Regions from separate parts of the Homo sapiens genome. Here region 1 is linked to region 2. The links are chromatin contacts, found by Hi-C or POLR2A ChIA-PET in ENCODE. All regions are on one chromosome and are shown on one strand. The core of a region is the stretch at or near the end of the contact, and the rest is flanking DNA. Distances in the headings are between cores, read along the strand shown. Region 1 holds the start of LINC02902 (long intergenic non-protein coding RNA 2902). Region 2 has its middle 36 kb from the start of LINC02902.

Region 1 (3,913 bases), core at 1,216-3,715, 36 kb after region 2:
TGTAGAATCCTGCAGGCTGAGTTCGGGAGTAAATAAGGCCTTGATGCACAGAGAAGGTGGGAGAGGCATTCCAGAGAGAAGGCACAGGTTGAGCGAAGATGCAATGGCAAGAAGCTTGAAGGCCAAAGGTCACATAGAGGGACAGTCCCGGAGGGGATGTGAGGAAGTCAGGACAGGGACAAAATGGGAATGGAGGCCTCCAAAGTCCCACTCACTTCATTACAGGAGAATCTAATTACGCTATTCATAGATGGGAAAAGGCAGCCAGGCAGCAGAGCAGCAGCGCCAAAGGAACAGAGGAGATCAAGGGGAAGGTGTCCGTGTCTGCAAGATGAGGTGCTCAGAGCAGGGGGTGCAGGGCTAGCTGGGAGACGCGTCTGGAAGGGCAGTGGGTGAGGGCCAGAAGTGGCTACATCTTGGAGGTCACGGGGAGCCCTTGACATACCCCCAACACCACCTACCAAGACTGACACTGTCAGGTGTGTGGCAAGCAGCATGCACAGTGGGCTACTGTGAAAAGACGCATGTGCTCAAGTGCATGTGTGTACAGAAAGAGACGTCCAAGGGTATCAACAACACCTTAGTGAGAATATCTTGAGGCTCTTGAGACAGGTTGACCATTTTCTTTCTTTTTTTTGCGGGGGGGGACGGAGTCTTGCTCTGTTGCCCAGGCTGGAGTGCAGTGGCACGATCTCCACTCACTGCCACCTCCGCCTCCTGGGTTCACGACATTCTCCTGCCTCAGCCTCCGGAGTAGCTGGGACTACAGGCGCCCACTACCACGCCCGGCTAATTTTTTATATTTTTAGTAGAGACGGGATTTCACCGTGTTAGCCAGGATGGTCTCGATCTCCTCACCTCGTGATCCACCTGCCTCGGCCTCCCAAGGCCCTGGGATTACAGGCGTGAGCCATCACGCCCGGCCATTTTCTGATACTTTTCTTAAGGCTTGCTAGTACCTTCAGGCTGCTGTAACAAAGTACCATGGACTGGATGGCTCGCACACAACAGAAATTTATTTCTTGCAGTTCTAGTGGCTGAAAGTCCAAGATTAAGGTGCCAGGACATTCGCTGTCTGGGGAGGGCCCACTTTCTCGTTCATTGATGATGCCATCTCCCTGTGTCTTCACATGACAGAAGGGGTGAGTGAGCTCTAAGAGCACTTATCCCATCACGCAAGTCGAGCACTGAGAAGCTATGCAGTCCCTGAAGGCCCACTCCTGGACAGAAATCTCCGTGTTTCTCTTTGTTCTGGTCTTGACTGAATCTAAACAAGTGAAAGGCAGTTCTTGAGCCTGTGTAACCCCCTAACCTGGCCCAAGTTCCAAACACACCTGGATCTTCGCCTTTTTCATCTGTTAATTGTGGCCAATAAAAATACCTTCCTTGGCCGGACGCGGTGGCTCACGCCTGTAATCCCGGCACTTTGGGAGGCCGAGGCGGGCGGATCATGAGGTCAGGAGATCGAGACCATCCTGGCTAACACGATGAAACCCCATCTCTACTAAAAATACAAAAAATTAGCCGGGCGTGGTGGTGGGCACCTGTAGTCCCAGCTACTCGGGAGGCTGAGGCAGGAGAATGGTGTGAACCCGGGAGGCGGAGGTTGCAGTGAGCCGAGATCGCGCCGCTGCACTCCAGCCTGGGCTACAGAGCGAGACTCCGTCTCAAAAGAAAAAAAAAAACTTCCTCCCAGGTTTTAGTCGTTTTTTCCCCGGCACCCCTGCTTGCCACGTGGTAAATGTTCAATACAACTAATATCAATAATGACTCAAGTTTATTGATTACCACCTCTCTCTTTCCTCCATGGAGTGCTTACTGGGAGGATGGAGTCTCTTGGGGTGCGTGGCTTTCCCATACATCAGCATCAGCCATCGCGAGACCCCACGGGCCAGCAGTGTGGACGGGGAGACAAGTGAGGCCTCCCAGCCAGAACAGCTCAGCCTGCCAGGAGAAGCAGAAACCCCCCAAAGTAATCACTTCTCGAGTGCCTTCGAGACCCCAGATGTTGGGAAAACAACTATTTTCCCTTGTGTAAGACATGGCCAGTTTCTTTCCATCTCCTAAACAAATCAAATACAACCCTGAGCCCTCCTCCTTCCAGCCTGGCAGAAAATCCAGCCTTGACATTCTGTGGACTCTCTCTGCCCCACAGGGAGTTACCAAAGCCCTGGGAGCTTTTTCAAATTTTGATGGATAGCAAACATTTTAAAAAAAGACAAAAAATCAAATTATCATGAAGTGGACACGCCCATGTAACCACTTCCCAGGTCCAGAAAGAACAACAGTCATCCAGGACCACCCCCACATCCCTCCCAGCATCCACACCTCCCAGGCCCCACAAAGACCACTGTCCTGACCGCTGCCTCCCTCCCTGGGGCCCGGCCAGAGCCGTCTTCCTTCTGTTGACTCTGTTGGTGCCATCCTCATCCCACTGCCCGGGTGACTCGTCTGCCAAATGCAAGAATCGAATGGGGAGAGGAGTCTAGCGTACCCCCTGAACCCTGAGCCCCAAAGCAGGAGTTTTAGCCACATAGCTTTGGGTTTTCCCAGGATCCCTCGGGTGCCTGGGGCGCAGGATGCCAGGGTATAGGAGCTCTGCTCTCATGACGGGTGAATCCCCTGGTTCTCCTGTAAGTGCAGAGATGCTAGGGTAGTTCCCACACTCAAATATTCCCCGAGCCAGGGCTGGGCGCCTGTGGGAATCCCAGCAATCCTACAGTTTCACTGAAGTCCTATAATTTCCCGTACCCTGCCTCTATTTCAGGGACCTGCTGCTCAGAATGTGGAAATGCAGATGTGGTTTGCTTGTGTTGCCATTGTTCTCGTGAGCTGTAAGGCAGTGATTACAGGCTCCGTGGGCGGCAGGGAGCAGCCAACTGGATTGACGGCACATTCTTAGCTTATTTTAAAATCAGTAACAGCATTAATAAAAATCCTGTGCCTTCCCATTTACTTTTTCTTCCAAAAGAAAAAATACTGTACTTCCTAGCAGTCTGTGGCTGGAGTGGGAAGAAAGGAGAAATCATTTGAAAGTGTGAGGAATATCAGAGGAAATTTTAGAAAGGACCCTAGGCCATCTCTAGCTTTCTCATAGCAGTGACCCTGTTCCTCCCCCCAGATTGGGACACTTTAATTTTTTTTTTTTTTTTCAAGACAAAGGAGTCTCGCTCTGTTGCCCAGGCTGGAGTACAGTGGTGTGATCTCGGCTCATTGCAACCTCCACCTCCCAGGTTCAAGCAATTCTTGTGTCTCAGCCTCCTGAGTAGCTGGGATTACAGGTGTGTGCCAGGACACCCAGCTAAGTTTTTGGTATTTTTAGTAGAGAAAGGGTTTCACTGTGTTGGCCAGCCTGGTCTCGAACCTGTAACTTCAAGTGGTCAGCCCACCTCGGCCTACCAAAGTGCTGGGATTACATGCGTGAGCCACCGGCCCGGATGATTCACTTCTTAATAAATCATCCAACCCAATGATTTGGTTCCAAAAGAAACAGATAACATTCAAACACTGTTTCCTCTAGTTCATACTGTAAGACAATGTATTTTAGATACATTTTGCTTGAAATCCACAAACTTGTCAAATACCCACCTGGGTAGAGGAGGACAGCAGAACTGAAGGGCAAGAGGGCTCAGCCAGACTTCCCTCCCCGAGCTCCCGGGAGAAGGTTAATCACTTCGATCTAAACCAGGCAGGGCAGAGACCTAGGAGGCAGGAAGTCAGTTTAAAGGATGTGACATTGGCATTTGCCCAGCGGGTGATGGGAGAGGGAGGTTGAGGTCGTAACACTTCATTTTCATTCTGCATCTTACAAAGACTCCGACCTCTGAGCTAAACTGACTTGGGCCAGCTCCCACCTAGTGAACCTCAGCTCCTCCTCCTCAAGTGAGGCTGTCACCTTGCAGGTAAGCAGAGA
Region 2 (3,886 bases), core at 838-3,337:
AAAACTGGAAGGATTTGAATGGAATTCAAGAAATTAAGTCAACAGAAGAGAAAGTAGTGACTAATTGAATGAGTCGACAATGGAGTCCAAATAGACAAAGATAACTAAGTATTCTAGTCTAGGTGACTGGGTGAAGTGTGCATCCTACAATTGACACAGAGTGAATGCATGGATATGGAGTTACCCAGCAAGGGTTACTTCATCCAGTGAAGTAATGGCGAAACATGGAGATGCTCAGCATAGGAGCCTAAGGTTACGGAAAGAGACTGGGCTGGAAATAAACTGCAGTGCATTCATCGTTCGTAGGGGATGGTTGCCACCTTGAGAGCTGAGGCCATCCTGGGCCTGTGTGAAGAATGAGAATAGCTGGGAGGCAGGAGGGGGAATCAGCCCAGGACTAAGGGTGCTGGAGTAAAAGCCCAGAGAGGAGCTACCAGACAAGCAGGCAACGTCCCAGGTGAGGCTGAGGTCCCCAACATCACGAAGACTACAGTGTCAGGAAGAGGTAAAGACATTCCCAACGCCTTAAATGAGGACTGAAAAGTTGGTAGTGTGTCCTTCTAAGGACAGATACCCAGTGGGTTTCCAGATCTAGACAGTGGAAGAGATTTGGTACTGTGCCTCAGAGAATCGGGCTTTTGGGCCTTCCACTGGACTGTCTCTTCCCCATTCACATCTTCCAGAACTTTATCACCTTACACATAGCTCTCCCCAACTTCTATCTTTCCCTCCTGCCAAGATTTAATCTTTCCACTTTCTTTTTTCTTTTTTTTTTTTTTGAGACGGAGTCTTGCTCTGTCACCCAGGCTGGAGTGCAGTGGCACAATCTCGGCTCACTGCAAGCTCCACCTCCCGGGTTCACGCCATTCTCCTGCCTCAGCCTCCCGAGTAGCTGGGACTACAGGCGCCTGCCACCACGCCCGGCTAATTTTTTGTATTTTTTAGTAGAGACAGGGTTTCACCGTGTTAACCAGGATGGTCTCGATCTCCTGACCCCATGATCCACCCACCTCAGCCTCCCAAAGTGCTGGGATTACAGGCGTGAGCCAATGCACCCGGCCAGTCTTTCCACTTTCCAAATAATAATTCTACAGTCAGGGAAAGAACAGTTAAGATGAGAAACAGAAAGTTATTTTAATTCATTAGTTCTTTGAAATGGCTCATTAAAAATATTCCAGTGACTTTATGTTTAAATGATTTCATTAAAAAAGAAACTATGAGATGTTAAAGTCTTCAAAATTTGAAAGAAAGGGGAAAATCATATTTTTAGACTCAAGGACAAAATGTTCCTTGTCTACTTCTACTTAGCTTTCTGTAATGAAAGATGTTAAAAATATCCAAAGACAAATAACTGCAAAAGAGCACTCCTTCCAGTAACCTTCACCCTGATGCTTTTTTTAATAAGGACCAGCATTGTGGATTTTCTAAAAGTCATAAATTACTTTGATATTTTTTAGTAATACAGTAACCATATGTTTAATATGAGCAAACCATGACTAAAAATTATGTGTTGCTCTTGGAAAAGTTAAATTTTCTACTTGTGTCTAATATAAGCCAGCGCATCTTTTTAAATATAAGATCAAAAAAGGTCATATTTAATGGTCAAAAACTACACATCAAAGATACAGGTTAAAAAAATCATATCCTTTGTCTTAAAAATATTCCACACTTGGTGGGGCGCCGTGGCTGACGCCTGTAATTCCAGCACTTTGGGAGGCTGAGGCGGGCGGATCATGAGGTCAGGAGATCGATACCATCCTGGCTAACACAGTGAAACCCCATCTCTACTGAAAATACAAAAAATTAGCTGGGCATGGTGGCAGGTGCCTGTAGTCCCAGCTACTCGGGAGGCTGAGGCAGGAAAATGGCAGGAACCCGGGAAGCGGAGCTTGCAGTGAGCCGAGATCGCACCACTTCTGCACTCCAGCCTGGGTGACAGAATGAGACTCTGTCAAAAAAAAAAAAAAGTCCACACTTAACAGCTCTGTATAATCTACATTTGATTCAAAGAAAGCCAGTGAATCATCAAGCATTTTCTGGTGGTGCATAGAAAGCAAAGGCCTGCTGTGTCCATCTGGCCTGCAGGCCCAAGTCTGCTTCGGAAACCTCACAAAAGGGGGCTGCAGTCCTGGCCATCCTGAATTCCAGGGTGTCGTGATCCTGGAACATTCACACATTTTAAAAGTCACTCTCTCCAGATGGGTCACTGTAAGAAACGATGGATGACTCATGAGTTATTTGGTAGCACACATTTTAAAAATATTTTTCAAGGCAAAGTAACAGAGAGAGAAGTTAACAGTTTTCTTAAATGAAAATAAGATTTTAAATAGATTACACAATCCTCTAGATTAGAGTAGTTTGAAGCACATGAATGGCAAGGTGAATGCCCTTAGCTAACATTAAATCAGGCAACTCTGATAAGCAGCCCTTTCAGCAGTGTTCTACAGTTATTATTTAAGACAAGGAAATAAACATTTGTTAAAATGTTTATGATGTACCAGAAATCTGTCTGATTGCTTATTTAATTCTTATGACAACTCTATGAGGCAGGAATTATTATTATTTATTTTTATTTTTATTTTTATTTTTTTAAGATGGAGTTTCACTCTCTCTCCCAGGCTGGAGCGCAGTAGCATGATCTCGGCTCACTGCAACCTCTGCCACCTGGGTTCAAGCGATTCTCCTGCCTCAGCCTCCCAAGTAGCTGGGTTTACAGGCGTGCACCACCGTGCCTGGCTAATTTTTTGTTTTTTTAGTAGAGATGGGGTTTCACCACGTCGGTCAGGCTGGTTTCGAACTCCCAACCTCAGGTGATCCACCCACTTCGGCCTCCCAAAATGCTGGGATTATGGGCATGTGCCACCACGCCCGGCCCAAGGATTATTATCTTTATTTTACAAATGAAAAACAAGATGCAGAGTCAAAGTAGGCTGTCTATACTCACTAAAATACTTTAGCTACCTAAAATAACTCATCATAGAGCTAACATGTATAACTGACAAATAACTAATATATAATTGATAATAAATAGAACTGTATGAAACTATATGTATAGTATATACTGTTAAGCTACTAATGTATAGCTATACAATATATATTTAATGAGATATAAGTAATTATATAACTAATTACACTCATAATAAATAGAGCTGCAAGACACTTTTTTTTTTCTTTGAGACAGTCTCGATCTGTCGTCCAGGCTAGAGTGCAGTGATGGATCTCGGCTCACTGCAACCTCCACCTCCCTAGTTCAAGCGATTCTCCTGCCTCAGCCTCCCAAGTAGCTGGGATTACAGGCGTGTGCCACCACAGTGGCTAATTTTATTTTATTTTGTAGTTTTAGTAGAGATGGGGTTGTGCCATGTTGGCCAGGCTGGTCTCAAATTCCTGACCTCAAATGATCTGCCCACATTGGCCTCCCAAAGTGCTGGGATTCCAGGCGTGAGCCATCATTCCCTGCCCCTCCACAAACAATACTAAATGTCTACTATGTGTCAGCTATTTCTGCATGCACCATCATGAGAAACTCTCAGAAACCTTCCAGATATCTGACAATGCTGGGGAGGATGGGGAGTATCTGGAACATAAATGGTGCAGCCATTTGAAAAGCAGTTCAGCATTATCTTCTTTGGATACCTGTTGACACAATGCTTCTCATCCAAGGCCTGCACATGAGAAGTCCGGGCACACAGGCCACGGGAACCAACGAAGCACTGTGTGTAGAAGTCCAACGCTGGAAAGAACCCAAATGTTCCCTCAGCAGTAAATGATAAACAGAAAGTAGCTTATTCCTGGAAAGGCACACTCTACACTCATGAGGATGAATGAACTACATTCAATCAACAACATTGATAAATTCATCTTCCAAACAAAACTGAGCAAAACA

What was found. A loop is a pair of places that touch in the nucleus more often than their neighbours do. ChIA-PET counts read pairs that join two places held with the same protein, here RNA polymerase II (POLR2A). Pooled maps may share reads with other maps.
Region 1: a map of ascending aorta shows a loop between it and region 2 (2.9-fold over the local background). The contact joins the promoter of LINC02902 here to the enhancer-like site in region 2. A Hi-C loop is called at or near these places in 2 of 168 maps with a recorded cell type or tissue (CD14-positive monocyte and ascending aorta) and 4 of 50 pooled maps. POLR2A ChIA-PET finds 5 or more read pairs at or near these places in 6 of 52 experiments (BJ, Caco-2, MCF 10A and 3 more).

What each region holds. Positions count from the first base shown.
Region 1 is chr7:47,653,796-47,657,708 of GRCh38, reverse strand. LINC02902 (long intergenic non-protein coding RNA 2902) reads right to left here and starts at 2,465. Exons shown (of 3, transcript NR_171030.1): 1 at 2,361-2,465.
Region 2 is chr7:47,689,597-47,693,482 of GRCh38, reverse strand. No RefSeq gene overlaps it. Among named protein-coding and RNA genes, the nearest start is that of LINC02902, 36 kb to the right of the region's middle. Within about 2 kb of position 2,087, at least 3 of the 41 ENCODE cell types and tissues checked have a DNase peak (open chromatin) inside an H3K27ac peak, as active enhancers do; they include ascending aorta, where a contact is called at or near this core.